Linked DNA regions of Homo sapiens: region 2 is linked to region 1. A link is a contact called in ENCODE Hi-C or POLR2A ChIA-PET data. All regions are on one chromosome and are shown on one strand. Each heading gives the region's core, a stretch centred on a gene start or an enhancer-like site at or near the end of the contact. The rest is flanking DNA. Distances are from core to core; before and after follow the strand shown.

Region 1 (7,232 bases), core at 4,421-6,920:
ATGGAGTTTTGCTCTTGTTGCTCAGGCTGGAGTGCAATGGCGCGATCTCGGCTCACCACAACCTCCACCTCCCAGGTTCAAGTGATTGTCCTGCCTCAGCCTCCCGAATAGCTGGGATTACAAGCATGCGCCACCATGCCCGGCTAATTTTGTATTTTTAGTAGAGATGGGGTTTCTCCATGTTGGTCAGGCTGGTCTCGAACTCCCGACCTCAGGTGATCTGCTCGCCTTGGCCTCTCAAAGTGCTGGGATTACACTTGTGAGCCACCGCCCCCGGCCGGCGTTTTGGGTTTTATAGATTCTGGATCTTATTTAAATCTGTCTTAGCTGTCTCCTTTGACCTGCACTTGCAGAGAAGGAGGATGCAGCCTTGTTGCTGTGAGGCAGGGCTGGACCCAGGTTCTCTGTCTGGCCTTTGTGGACACCTGAGTAGGGAAGGATGGCTTGTCACTGCTGAAAGGGAGGGAAATGGGTGCCTCTTTACTGCTTCCCAAAGTAGGGGTGGCCTCCTCACTGCTGGGGGTGGTACTAGGCCTCCTCTGACACCACTCCAGCATGGAAGGGAGGGGTGCCTCATTATTGCCAGGGTGGGGGTAGAAATCCAGGATTCCTACACGGACTCCAGTGACACCATGAGTGGGGATGAGGGGCTTACTACAGGTGGAGATGAAGTCCCCAGTCCCCCTTGGGCCTTTGCGGGTGGGGGTAGGGTCATAGTTGTTCCTCTTTGGCTAGGGTAGGGCAATTATTGTCTAGAAGTTTCCTGCCTTGCTAGGCTGCCCCTTTCCTAGTCCTTTAGTTAGAGAGAGCTGGCTCTCTTTCTTTTTCTTTTTTTTTTTTTTTAGACGAAGTCTTGCTCTGTTGCTCAGGCTGGAGTGCAGTGGTGTCATCTTGGCTCACTGCAACCTCTGCCTCCTGGGCCCAAGTGATCCTTCCACTTCAGCCTCCCGAGTAGCTGGGCCTCCAAGGTGCGTGCCACCACACCCAGCTAATTTTTGTATTTTTAGTAGAGACGGGGTTTCACCATGTTGGTCAGGCTGGTCTCAAGCTCCTGACCTCAGGTGATCCACCCACCTCAACCTCTCAAAGTGCTGGGATTACAGGCGTGAGCCACTGCTCCCAGCTGAGAGCTGGCTTTTCTTAGGGCTTTGTTCAACTGTACCTGTTGATGATCCTAGGTCACCAGCTTCTCCAGCACCCAATCCGGAATATATGTGGCTAAAACAAAACCTTGGGAACTCACTGCCACATTATTCCTTAAAGTTTGTAACTGGTCAACTTTCTTCTTTCCACCTTCCAGAGTCTTCTTATATTTGGCTTATATATAATGCCCGGGGTTTTCAGTTGTGCTTTGTGGGAGGAATACGGAGAAATGTGTCTGCCCCATCTCACACAGAACTAGAATGCAGCCTGGTTTTGAACTAGAATGCAGCCTGGTTTTGAAACCACTGCATGAGAGAATTCCTTTGAGGTGGGTGAGAGAACTCAATCAGGTGGCTATTACGCTGGCCCAAATCAGGCAAGGCACCTCCCGTTCCCTGCCCCAGAGGCAGATGTGGTTCCTGTACTCTCCCAGAGCACAGAGGCCCTCATCAGCCGCTGGGGCTGGGACGCGAGAGGGCTTCTCTCTGCTTACAGGGCTGTGGGCTTCTCTTTCACACCGGGTCCATCATCTTCAGCTCCCACAGAGCTTCCCTCTTTTGATGGCCCAGGCTGAGATGATCCTTCTCTCTCTTCTGTGCCATCTGCCCCTGTCTTTGCTATTGCGCCTACCTCACTCTTCACCCGTATGTGCGCCCACAATATGGGGAGACACTCTGAGGTCCTTGTCACAGGGGCCATTTTATTTCCTTTTACTTCTGCAAGCTCAGCCCAAGGTCTGTTGCTCATGGGCCTGGAGTTGGGCTGGGTGGAGATGGACTGGCCCAGGGATTTGACGGGGTGCAGAAGGGAGCGGTGCCGCTGGGACTGAGCTTTGGAGGCTTAGGGTTGGGAAGGCTGTGTGCAAGGTCACTGGATTCCCTAGAGTCCTGAAATGATAAAGATCTGTGGGAGACTTCCTTTGGGGTCAAGGCAGTTAATGCTTTTTTCTTATCTCATCTCAAATCTCAAATTCTAAATGAAGAGAACAGAATTCAGGATTAAAGTAAATAAATGAAAGATTATCCCTTGTTTGAACTACCTGGGTGATTTGCGTATTCAACCCTTCTCAGAGGAATTCAGAAGATTATCAGGGAGAAGAAATGAAGATTATCCAAACTTGCAGGATACCTTAAAATGAGGTTTGTTAAACAGGCATGTTCATAAATCAGGGGCTGGAGCTGGCATAGGTGTGAGGAGGGAGGGTTAGGTGAGATGGTTCATTTCATTAGACCATACTGCTGAAGGCAGAAGGCGTGGGGGCAAGGTCTGCCTTTTCCCCACCGAGTCCTTCTGCTGTGTGACCTTGGGTGATTTCCTGCCCTCTCTGGGCCTTGGTGTTTTCACTGGTCATCTGATGCAGTTGGACTTTTAGCTCAAACCCAATGTCCTGGGAGCCTTAAACTTGACTCCCCTAAAGTTCTTCAGTAGCTCCCTATGAATACCCAAATCAAGTCCAAACTTTAAAAGGTCTCCTGGGTGTAGCCCATCTACTCCTCTGTCTTTGTCCCTTCTCTCCCCCTCATTTTGCCAGGTTCTTCAGTCACATTAGCGATCCCTAGACTGGGCCATACTCTGCCACACCTCTGGGCCTTGCCCATGCTGTTCTAGGACTAGAACACCCACCCTAGCTTGCTTGCCACTTTGCTAATTCCTCCTTACAGCTCATGTGAAGGAGCTGTCTCCTCCTCCAGGAAGCCCTCCCTGACCTTCCCTCCATCTGCTGTGTCTCTCAGTCCTGCCTTTACTGTATGTTGTTGCAATTCATCTTTGCCCTCTGTCCTGGAGGCTCCTTGGGATGGGAAGGGCTGTGATTTGGTCACCTTTGAATGCTGTCTGCCTGGCACCAGGCCTGGCTGGGAGCAGGAGCTGGTGTTAAAATGAACTGAAGATGAGATTTGGCTGTTGCCTGTAGTGGGTGAGCTGACCCATTGGGAACAGGAGTCGGGGTGAGGGGGTGGTCAGAAACTTTCTTTTCTGCTTCCCCAGACATCGTCTTAAAAAAATGTCAACTTATATAAAATGAATTGGCCTGACCTTGTGTGTCTCTGTTGCCAAAATATTTTGAATAGACCATTATGCATTTTCTAGCTCTTTAAAGGTGGGACTATGGTGACAAGTGACCAGCTTGTACTGGTCCGTCTGGGGCTTTCCTGGTTTTTCAAGGTAGGTCCTGTGTCTGGAAATCCCCTCAGTCCTAGACAAACTCTGATATTTAGTGGCCCTATGGTGTGAGGCCTCTTTCCTTCCTCCCCTAGGGTCAAGCTTGCTGTGCGGAGCTGTGGAGTCTGCTGGAAAAACCAGGTATTTGAAGGTGATGGGGTTACGGCTCGACCCCTGGCTGGTCAGGGGCCCCCGTGGTGGCTGTGCTGGGGCTCTGGGAGAAGGCCAGCAGGCCTTGCTGTCCGGCAACCTCCCTCCCTGCTGAAGGGTCAGCTCCTGCCTCCTGCTTTCCAGGGGAGAATGGTACTGGGTACTGACATGGCCAGGTGTGGCCAGATCCCCACCACTATTAGCAGGTATTCTTGAGCAACTCCAGGAGCCTCCATTTCCTAATACAGAAAATGGGCAGGAAAATCCTAAATCAAGTTGATGGGAACTTTCAGTGTAATCACATAAATAAAGGCACTGGGATGAGGTGGTCCAGCAAGCATTTCTACCTCTAGTGAGGGCCTGGTGAGACCTAGGCACCGTGGCTGTAACCCTCACAACAGCCTTACGGGTTGGCACTAATGTGATCTCCATCTGGCAGACGTGAAGACTGAGGCTCGGTGAGGCCGAGTGATCTGCCCAGGGTTACAGATGTGTGGGAGGCAGAGCTAAGCTATTGTTCCAACCCCAGGCGCACTTTTGTTTGACTGGGCCTGTCCACAGGCTCAGGGTGGTAGCCAAGTGGCTGAGATTATGCAGCTTTCATATGTGGACTGGGATCAGACTGTTGGTCCAAATTTCTCTTGAACCGGGCCTCCCCATGACTGTGGGACCGTCCCGCCAGTGGAGCTCTGGACCGGGTGATCCTCTGGCTCAGAGTAGTGGGAACAGCTAACAAAACCAACAGCCCCCATGGGTGCCCATGCTTTGTTAGAGTTGGGAGAAAATGAGGGACCCAGCAATGTGATTTGGGCAGTGGTTCATTCATTCCCTAATTCATTCTTGCATACATTAATTCATTGCAGCCATGCACTTACCCTTTTAGCCACCTGTGAGCTCATAATCTAGGGAAGGGAGGGCCCCACTAGTGAACACACTGGTGTTCAGAGGGAGGGAGGAGCACCTAAGGGGTGCTGCCTGGGGCAGTCAGAGAAGGCTTCCTGGAGGACGAGGCATTTGAACTACTCCTGGAGACTAAATGTGCCTTCTGGGTGGACAAACCATGGGTGGGTGGCATTCCAGCCTCCAGGCTGGCACATGCAGAGGCAGTTTGATGCTGCTGGACTGCAGGAAGGTGTGGAGGGAGTAGAGGGGAGGAGGCCACGTGGCTCTGTGGCCTCACAAAGGTGCTCTGTGTAGTCCTAGAGGCTCTGAGTAGTCACTGAGAGTCCTGATGGGCAGGTACAGCTGGCTGTGTGGGCTAAGAAGGCACAGTGTGGATTACTGGGGGACTGAAACCATCCTGTTGAAGGGTAGTGGCTGCTGAGAGCCAAGCAGGGTGGAGTCCCAATCCCTGCAGCACACCTCCATCCACATGGCTGTGCTGTGTTCTCATGGGCTCCCCAGAAGCCCTCGTGTCCTTGGCACACCCTGGAGTCAGATTGTGGACAGGAGCATGGATGATCAGACAAAGGTGCTGGAATCTTCAGGACCCAGTGACTTGACTGACCGATCCCAGTATAGGGTGGAGAAAGGGAGGGGTCTAGGCTGAGGCCCAGGGCTGATGTGGGGCTGGGTGGAGGGGCGAGAGGCGATGCAGGAGGAGCTGGTGGTGAGAGCTTTCTGGGGTTAGGGGAATGGTGAGGACTTGTTTGGATTTGGAAAGGAAGACATCATGCTCTGCCTTTCCCAGGAGCAAGTGCCTCTCAGCTGCTCTGACAGCTCCTCAGCCTGCTGTTTTGCACAATATACGATTTCTTTGCATAACAGACAGAATAATCTCATTTTCTCACTGGCTACACAGCTTAGCTTTCAATCAATTATCCCCAAATACATTAAAAAAAGGGCTCCATGTCACATCTCTGCCTGCTCAGTGCTCCGTTTCCCTGTCAAGGAATTTGCAAATCAATTGCTTTAACAATACTTTCCACAAATTACCTTCGAATGCCTGTGATGTCACCCACAGTTAATGCGCTCCTGATAAATAATGCATCAGGAAATGGTGAGGGTTTTTTACCCCCGCCCTGGCACACGATAAAGGAGTCTGCCTGTTCTTGGGCCGAGCACCCTGACTTTAGCCTCTGGGGCCTGGCCAGGTGGACGGATGGGTGCTGGCGGCAGGACAGCAAGGTAGCTGGCTCTGCTGCACTGCCTGGTTTGCTGTGCAAGACCCTGCCCCTCCCTGTCCCGTAGGGTGGCACTGATGCCTGGGGATGGTCACAGATGCATTACAGTGTGGTGAGCCATAGTGGCTTCAATGGAGGAGCTCGGCCTCCGGGGTGTGGGGACGGCAGTGGCTCTCACTGTGGCGCATGGCCTGATGGGGAGAGAGCACTTTTTGGGAGGCACTGGGAAGCAGAGGGCTTTCCTAAGCTGGCCAAGCTCGCAGGCTGAGGAGCCCGTGGATCTGCATCCCTGGAATCAGCCTGTCACCATCCCACCTGCAAAGCGACTCTGGAATATCCTCTGCGCTGAGCTGGGCTGGGGACCCTGAAAGCAGGGCCTAGAAGGGCATGAGGAGTGTGGCCCTGGGGGATAGCTGTGTGTCCTGGGGCTCAGGCAGCACTGAGCTGGCCCTGGCTGAGGTGGTGGGGTGACTGGAGGGTCCCGGCCTCCATGGTCGGGGAGTTTGCAGTTCCTTCCCCGTCTACTGTGTGCACGTGTGCCTATATGTATGTGTATGCAGGCATGCATGGGCGTGTATGTGCATGTGTGTAGTCAGCTCATGAGTGAGACTGGGTGGGCAGTGCAGTAGAGACGGGGTCCTGGAAAGCCTGTCCTCTGAGGCTGTGGGCTTCGTGGCGGGGGGGACTGGGCCTGCAGGGGAGGGAGTGTGTGGGAGGGGGATTCATGGGATGTGATAGGTGTTGTTTTGCCTTTTCTTTTTTCTCTTTCTTTTTCTTTTTTTTTTTTTTTTTTTTGAGACAGAGTCTTGCTCTGTCATCAGGCTGGGGTGCAGTGGCCAGGCTGATCACGTTGGCCAGGCTAGTCTCGATCTCTTGACCTCGTGATCCACCCGCCTTGGCCTCTCAAAGTGCTGGGATGACAGGCGTGAGCCACCGCGCCCGGCCTGTTTTGCTTTTTCTATCCCACAGACTGGATGTGGGGACAGTATAAGACAATGTTCTGGTGGCTGAATCCCTTAGAAATTTCAGGGTTTTGTTTTATTGCGGGGAAGGAGGTTGGGACCACAGAATTTGCTTGCGAGAATAAAGTTATTTTTTCCTGCATGATTATTACCACTACTAGTGTCATAATAGCTATAAGTGTGTTTTGATGCAGCAAGCGAAAATCATAGGGATTCTAGAAAACCCAAATAAATTGCAGCACGTTTACAGCAGCAACTACAAACAAAGGTCTGGAAGTATCCTGAGCTCCCAGCTGTGAGGAAGTTGGATGGGGGCGGGGGCGGCCTGCATGGGCCCCACGTGGGAGACACAGGCCCTGTTATACCACATCTAGCCAGGGTCCTGCGTGGCAGGCATGTTGTGTCTAGTTTAAGCATCCCATGGCATTTCATTCAGGTCTTGGGAACACACACCTTGGGAACAAAGCCAGTCTGTCTGCAGGCTGCAAAAGAGGATGCCTGGCCAGGAAGTTGGGGAGGATTTGGGGTAGAATGTGAAGGGCGACTCCAGGGCACAGCAGTTCCTGAGGCCTCTGGGAACGGGATATCCATGTGGTGGCTGAGAGAGTGCCCAGCCTTTCTGGGTGGAGCAGAGGCAGATGGGCAAGCTTCCCTGTCCTACCCTGTTGCGTGGCTTTCCCTGGGCGTGTGTCTT
Region 2 (7,111 bases), core at 2,436-4,935, 34 kb after region 1:
AGGACCCATAGGAAATGGAGAGCCTGGCATCAGCCTGGCCCCAGGCAGACCTGCGTCCACCAGCTGAGCCAGTTCTTGGAGTCTGGAGAACCTGGGTTTTTGTCCCCTCGGTCAAGTCCCTGGGGCTTTATAGGGCATCTACCAGGGGCCTGAAGCCAGGCGAGGCCTGGAGGAGGGGAGAGTGGAGGACGGGAGTGGTGCTGGGCAGGCGTCCCCGGCCCCGCCTGAGGAGCTCTGAGCTCAGTGGTCCGTGTGGCAGGAAATGAGGGTTGAGGCAGATGACTTCCAAGAGCTGATGTTGTATGACATGGAGGTCATCTGCTGCAGGCACTGGTGGGCTGGAAAGGCAGCCAGGGGCTGGGGCTGGCTGCTGTGGGTGGCTGGGCAGGCCGGCATCACATGAGTTCCTAGGTCTTTTAGTTTTTCTTTCTTTTTTCTTTTTTTTTCTGAGATAGAGTTTCGCTTTGTTGCCCAGGCTGGAGTGCAATGGCGCGATCTTGGCTCACCGCAACCTCTGCCTCCCGGGTTCAAGTGATTCTCAGCCTGAACCTCCCGAGGAGCTGGGATTACAGGCAGGTGCCACCATACCTGGCTAATTTTTTTTTAGTAGAGATGGGGTTTCTCCATGTTGGTCAGGCTGGTCTCAAACTCCTGACCTCAGGTGATCTGCCCGCCTTGGCCTCCTAAAGTGCTAGGATTACAGGTGTGAGCCACTGCGCCCGGCCTTCTGGTCTTCAAGTTTTTCAAGAGAAGTCAGAAACCCCCCTCATTTTATATGGTATTTACTGAGTTTCAAATGTTGATAAGTAATTAACAAACAAAAAACCCACTATAGGGTTAAACAAGACCCTTTGCTGGATGGATGTCCTGCGGGTGTCAGTGTGTGCATCTGGTGCTGGTGGCTTCATGTCCGTACATTGTGAAGCAAAATCCTGAAGAGCAGGGGCTGTGGGCACCTGGACTGGCACTGCCTCCTGGTGCTCGTCTCCTGGTACCCATCTCCTGGCACCCACCTCCTGGTGCCCATCTCCGTCCCCCGCCACCCCGTGCCACCCCCCAGTGTGGAGCGCAGCCTGGTCCGCAGAGGCCGTCCGCTAACCACTCCCGAGGACACGGCTGCTCTCCACACGGTTCCGTGACTGTCCTACAGGGGTCTGCCACTTCGTGTTGCACAAGTGGGTGTGTGAGTGTGTGAATGTGATCGTGTGTGTATGAGTGTGGGCATGAGGTGTAGGTGTGAATGTGGACATGAGGTGTAGGTGTGAGTGTGGACACCTGCATATGAGAGAGAGCCCGTGCACGGGGCAAGTTGGAGTGTGAGGTGTGAGCATGAGTGGGTGTATGTATGATGGAGTGCATGCATGTGTGCCTGTGTGTGTGAGTGAGCATTGTGCCAAATCTCCTCAGAGTCTGGGGTGCTTTGCAAGCTGAGCACCTTGGCTCCAAACCTCAGGGGGCAGGACAGCTGCCTGTCCACTGTGATTCCCTCTGTTCCTCTCCAAAACGCTCTGCCCACAACGAAGGGGCCTGAGCCCTTCCCCGTCTCTGGGGTCAGGCTCGGGCCTGGGCTCCCAGCACTTCTGTCTGGACCACTGGTTCCTGGGGCCCTGAGCCACTGTGTCAGAAGCTCGACTGCCCTGTGGAGAGGCCCAAGATCAACAGAAGAGGGATGGGGGCCCGCCATCCCCACCCATGTGCCGGGTATGAGAGTAGGCACGTTCTGGACCTCCAGGCCAGCTGTGCTGCAGGCTGAGCGCCACAGAACGACCTCCATCGCCCAACGTCACGTCACACCAAGCAGAAGAATCGCCCAGATGAGTCCTGCTCCAACTCTGAGCCCCTGGACAGTGAGATCTGATCGTATGGTGTGTTTTAAGCCACTACATCTTGGGATGGTTTGTAAAATAGCAGCAGATAAGCAGAATGATCAATTCCTTTAATATTTCCCAAATGGTAATGTGTCATGTTTGGTAAAGGGTTTCTTTCAGGCTGCTTCAAATTAGAAAGAACCATGTCAGCAAACTGTGACAATAAAAAAAAAGCAGCAGCCCGAATCCCAGTGAGACACAGGCTAGCTCATTCATTCAGATTCAATTCTAATGACGATGACTTATTTTTCCCCTGTTAGCAGCATCACTGGTAACTAAAGTTAGCCTTGGCTCAAAAATCAATGTATTATTTTAGAGCCTAAAGCAGGCAGGGAGTGAGCTGATGACTGACAGGAGGGCTGCAGGGCCTGTGGGTTCCAGGCCTCTCTCTCCTCCGCTGCTGCCTCCCGGGTAGCTGTGTGGAGCTGGCGGCCAGTAACCCTGAGGTTGAGCAGGAGCCCCCAGCAGGCTTTCCAGCTTCTCGGCCACGCCTTCCTTGATGTGGTGAGGCACACGTGTCAGCCAGCACTTGGTGGTGTGGGCTGACTTGTGCTTGTCCCCCGAAACTCCTTTACTAAAGTCCTCACCCCAGGAACTCAGAAAGTGACCTTATTTGGACCTAGGGTCCTTACACAGGTGGTCAAGGTAAAATGAGGCCTAATCCAACCACTGGAGTCTTTACAAGAGGAGATGAGGACACACACAGGGAGGTGACGCGAAGACACAGGACATCTGCAAGACACAGGGAGAGGCCGGGGACAGAGCCTTCCCTCACAGCCCTCAGAGGGCACCTTGATTTTGGACTCCTGGCCTCTACAGCTGTGAGACAGCAAAGCTGGGGTGTTGAAGCCACCTGGTGTGTGGCACTTTGTTCTGGCAGCCCGAGGTGACCAGGACACTTGGCACGTTCATGCTGATCACAGCTGCATGTGTGGGGGCAGCCATGAGCTTGCCTGGCCGAATGCCTGGGTGCTCCTGCGTGGTCACCTGCTGCCCCCCACCACGGCTTTCCCCATGTCACAGCAAGGTAGGCTGTGCACGCTTGTCCCAGGCTGGACCCTGCACCTCCCCCAGGAAGGTGGTTTGGGGCCACCTCCACTCTGTCCAGTGACCCTTCCCTTCTTTTGTGGCATTTTTGTGCTTTGTGGCTTCATTCCTATGAGGTGGGGGTCCCACCATGGGGACAACCAGGAATGACACTCCAGCTGGGTCCTTGGTTGCCCCACTTCTGAGTCTCACCAGTGAGAAATCCCCAAGCTGGAGTAGCCCCATGAATTCAAAATCGAAGCCCCTAGCAACTGTCAGTGGCTCCCTGCAAGCCTTGTTCCAAGCCACAGTGGTCCTGCCCTGGATCAAGGGAGCAAACTCAGAGGCACTGTGCAGAGGAGACTCCTGGTCGGCCTCAAGACAGTGCAGCGCAGCAAGCAGAGGCTTCAGGGAGGCAGGGCATAGGAGGACGGCCCCAGTGAGCAAGGAGCGGGCCCCACCCAGATGGCCATGGGCACAGAATCCTTGGGGAGCTGCGGAAGTCCTGGTGGAGGAAGAGGGCAGCTGAGGTCAGAAGGGGAGAGGGGAGGCTGGGCAGCAGCCCTGCTGCATTCCTGGGACTTGATGGTGATGGTCACACAGCGGCTCCAGGAAGCAGATTCTGAGAGGGTGTACTGGGCAGGACGACTTTAGGGAATTATCTTGGCATTGAGCAGGGGCGGGGAGGGGTAAGTTGGGATGCCAAGCAGAACTATTTTAGCCTTGGCTGATGGCCAGGGAGCAGTGGGCAAAGTGGCCCACAGAGGCTTCCCCTGGTGGGTGAAGAAGGCCCTTGGGTGTGGGCTGCCTGGGGAGGCGGCCTTGGCTGGCAGCTCTGCAGCTGAAGCAGACCCCACAGTGGCCGGCAGCCCTCCCAGCAGCCTGGTGACCACTGGGACTTTACTGCTCCTCAGGATCCCTTGGATGTGCCCCCCCCTCCACCCCAGCCTTCCTTGCCCGGTACTCATGGGCCCCAGGGGAGCCCATCAGATGCTGGCACGTGGGTCCCACCAGTTCTCATCCGGCACCTGCTTCCTTTGCCTTTCCCCTCCCCTTGGGCTCTGGCCAGCTCCAGAGATGCCCACATGGCCACAGCCTCAGGAGCTTGTTCAGCTGTGTGGAGCTAGTGCACGGTCATGGGGCCTGCTGGGCCCTGTGTCCTGCCTGTCCCTGCCCTGCCTGCCTACCCTTGAGCACAGCCCGTCCGGCTGGGCAGCCCCTTGGCGGGCAGCTGTGCGAGTTCCCAGCCCTTGGTGCTGGTCCTCGGGGCCCATGGCCTCAGCCTGGTACACCCGTCATGACTGCGTCGCTCATCTGTCCCCTTCTGAGTGTGTCCACTGCCTAGGCTGCTGCTGTTGGGGCTGCCCCTGGCTGGGCCAGGCAGGTTCCAGGAAGTGGAGCCTGGAGAGCTGGGAACAGAGGCTGTGGTGCCAAAGGCAGAGGCGGCAGGAGTGGGAGCAGCCTTCAGAGGTGCGGAGACGGGCAGAGGCCACCGAGGAGCACCACCTCCCAGGGCTGGACCACGTGCTGGGCCACGCGTTGACCTCTCTCCAAGCAGCTCCTGTCTCGCTGCCCTGAGCCCTGGGGTGTGGTTCAGGAAAGGCCACCTGCGCCTCTCCCCATAGGCAGGGCCACCCAGGCCTGCAGTGGTGGCAACTCCATCCCAGTCGGAAGCCTGGTGAGTCCCAGGGAGCCGTCCAGGGGACGCCACTGACCCCTTGGTCAGTTCAGCCATCACAGGGTGGCACCGGGGGCCCCTCCAGCCAGGCCCTCAGCCCCTCTCATTATCTTCCTAGTGCTCTTCCTGCTGTCTGTGGTCTTTGCTGTTTTTCTGTCTCTTGAATTTCCCTGACATTCCCTGCTCCTCTGTGCTTGGGGTTCACAGTCTGGAGGGGCCTTCTGTAGCTGGGTGCTGCTGGTGGGCACTGACGAGGGGTGTGTGAACGCAGCCTGGCTGAGGCCTGGGCAGGGAGCTGCTAGATTTTGCCTTGAGCCCTCTCTTGGGCGTTCCCCTTCCTGCTCCCCAGTCCTTATCTCGGTTCTCCCCTACCCAGTAACCAACTCATTAGCAGTCCATTTCATGGACAAGGTGACCTTCTCACACAGAGAGCAAGAGCCCCCCAACTGCCCAGGGGCGCAGAGTGGGAGCTGAGGCTGAGGCTGGGGGTGGGGGAAAGCACCTCCTGAGGGCAGTTTGCTCCAGGGAGCAAGAAGGAACTGGAGGGGGGATTCCTGGGTCTCCTCCAGAAAAGGCGCAGGCCAAGGTGAGCAGGGGCTTTGAGGGGAAGGCCCCGGGTGAGAATCTGCCCTGGGGTGCCCTTGAATCTGCAAACCATGGTTCCTTCCCAGAGAGGCCCTGAGGCTTTAGTTATGTGGCCCCAAATTGGCAACTACTTAAGGTCCTCTTTAGGGGAGTGGCTGTCTAAATTATGGAGTGATTGGAATGAATGCCCCTCAGCCATTCAAAGGTTTACTAAACATATGAATCCACGTGATAAAATGCTCGTCCTAGAAGCTTAAGTACAAAGAGCAGGCTACAAAATGGCCCGTGCCCCGCCCCCCACTTCTTGCAAATTTTGCTTTGTAAACAAATAGAAGTTAGGCAGAGAAAAAAGGCTGGAGGAAGTACTAGACCAATGTGGGAACAGTGAGTTTATGAGTTATTTACATTTTTCCTTTCCTTACAGTGAGTTTTTGCATTATTTACTTTTTTCTTTTCTTTTTGCCCTTGGGAATCACTGTGTAATGTGGGCAGCTGATTAGAATGAAGGTGAGGCAGCCAGGGAAAGGTTTACTAAACCTATGAATTAACACAAAAAAGCAGGCTACAAAAGCATGCCCTATTCTTGGAATTTTGCTTTGTAAAAAGCAGAAGTTATCTTAGTGGAGTAGGTGGGCCCTGGGGGTGCAGAGGAAGAGGCTCAGGAGTTAGAGCCTCCTTGGGGGCAAACCCAAGTCAGGAGGAGGATCTTTTTTCAGAGGACTTTCTCCATTTCCGGAGTGGAGTCGGGCCGGCGCTCCCCACACCCCTGCTCTGGTTCCCTGATAGAAGCAGTGCAGGAAAAAGTGCAGTAGCTGCCGGCCCGGGGCCTTCCCTTCTCTGCTGAGGTGGCCTGGCTGGGTCTAGTGCCTACTGGGTGATTTGCCAGCAAGAGCAAGTCAAGATTCTTGTGGCCCCTGCGGCCTCTCATGTGTAGTCGGAGTAGTAACCTGCTGACTTAGCTGGCACCCTCCTGTTACCGGAAAGGGGTCCCGATCCAGACCCCAAGAGAGGGTTCTTGAATCTTGCACAAGAAGGAATTTGGGGTGAAGTGAAAGCAAGTTTATTAAGTAAGTAAAGGAATAAAGAATGGCTACTTCATAGGCAGGGCAGCCCTGAGGGCTGCTGGTTGCCCATTTTTGTGGATATTTCTTGATGATATGCTAAACACGGGGTGGATTATTCATGCCTCCCCTTTTGAAACCATTCAGGGTAACTTCCTGGCGTTGCCATGGCATTTGTAAACTGTCATTGCGCTGATGGGAGTGTGGCAGTGAGGATGACCAGAGGTCACTCTCTTCACCATCTTGCTTTTGGAGGGTTTTGGCCGGCTTCTGTACTGCAGCCTGTTTTATCAGCAAGGTCTTTATGACCTGTATTTTGTGCTGACCTCCTATCTCATCCTGTGACTTAGAATGCCTAACCATCTGGGAATGCAGCCCAGTAGATCTCAGCCTTATTTTACCCAGCCCCTATTCAAGATGGAGTTGCTCTGGTTCACATGCCTCTGACGCTCCTGCGGATGCTGCCGGGGGGGGCGTGAGGTCCCGCCGGCCTGGCGTGCAGCAGCTCTGCATGGGGCTTCATCTGAGGTCTGGTGCTGGAGAGTTCAGGGGAACACAGGATGGCAGAAAGTAGCGGGTGCAGGGTGGGCTTCCAACGCCTCATCCAGTGGCCATCTTGGGGCAGGTTTCGATGCTGCTGGTGCCTGACCCTAGTTCATGAGATGAGTGAGGAATAACTGAACACTGTCTGGGAGCCTTGGGCAGACATTTGCTTTTGGCTGAGGCTGGCATTGCTGAATGATGCAGTCAGTGTGGCCCTAGGGTGACCAGCCTAACTCCCCAGAGTCTACCCTCCTGTGTCTGTGCAGCCCCCTGCTTCTGCAGTTAGGACCTCGCTGGGCTGTTCCTGGGGCACTGGGGAGTTTTCCTGGCAGGCAGGCCCTGGTGTGAGC

The links. A loop is a pair of places that touch in the nucleus more often than their neighbours do. ChIA-PET counts read pairs that join two places held with the same protein, here RNA polymerase II (POLR2A). Pooled maps may share reads with other maps.
Region 2: POLR2A ChIA-PET joins it to region 1 with 11 read pairs in AG04449. The contact joins two enhancer-like sites. A Hi-C loop is called at or near these places in 1 of 168 maps with a recorded cell type or tissue (endothelial cell of umbilical vein) and 1 of 50 pooled maps. POLR2A ChIA-PET finds 5 or more read pairs at or near these places in 3 of 52 experiments (AG04449, SK-N-SH and T-cell).

The regions. Positions count from the first base shown.
Region 1 is chr2:128,401,546-128,408,777 of GRCh38, forward strand. LOC105373611 (a long non-coding RNA gene) reads left to right here and starts at 1,058. Exons shown (of 3, transcript XR_923318.2): 1 at 1,058-3,444. RefSeq lists an enhancer at 6,554-7,232. Within about 2 kb of position 5,671, at least 5 of the 41 ENCODE cell types and tissues checked have a DNase peak (open chromatin) inside an H3K27ac peak, as active enhancers do.
Region 2 is chr2:128,437,151-128,444,261 of GRCh38, forward strand. The region is part of intron 1 of LOC105373611 (a long non-coding RNA gene); the gene reads left to right. Among named protein-coding and RNA genes, the nearest start is that of HS6ST1, 120 kb to the left of the region's middle. RefSeq lists enhancers at 1,126-1,626, 1,627-2,127. Within about 2 kb of position 3,686, at least 4 of the 41 ENCODE cell types and tissues checked have a DNase peak (open chromatin) inside an H3K27ac peak, as active enhancers do.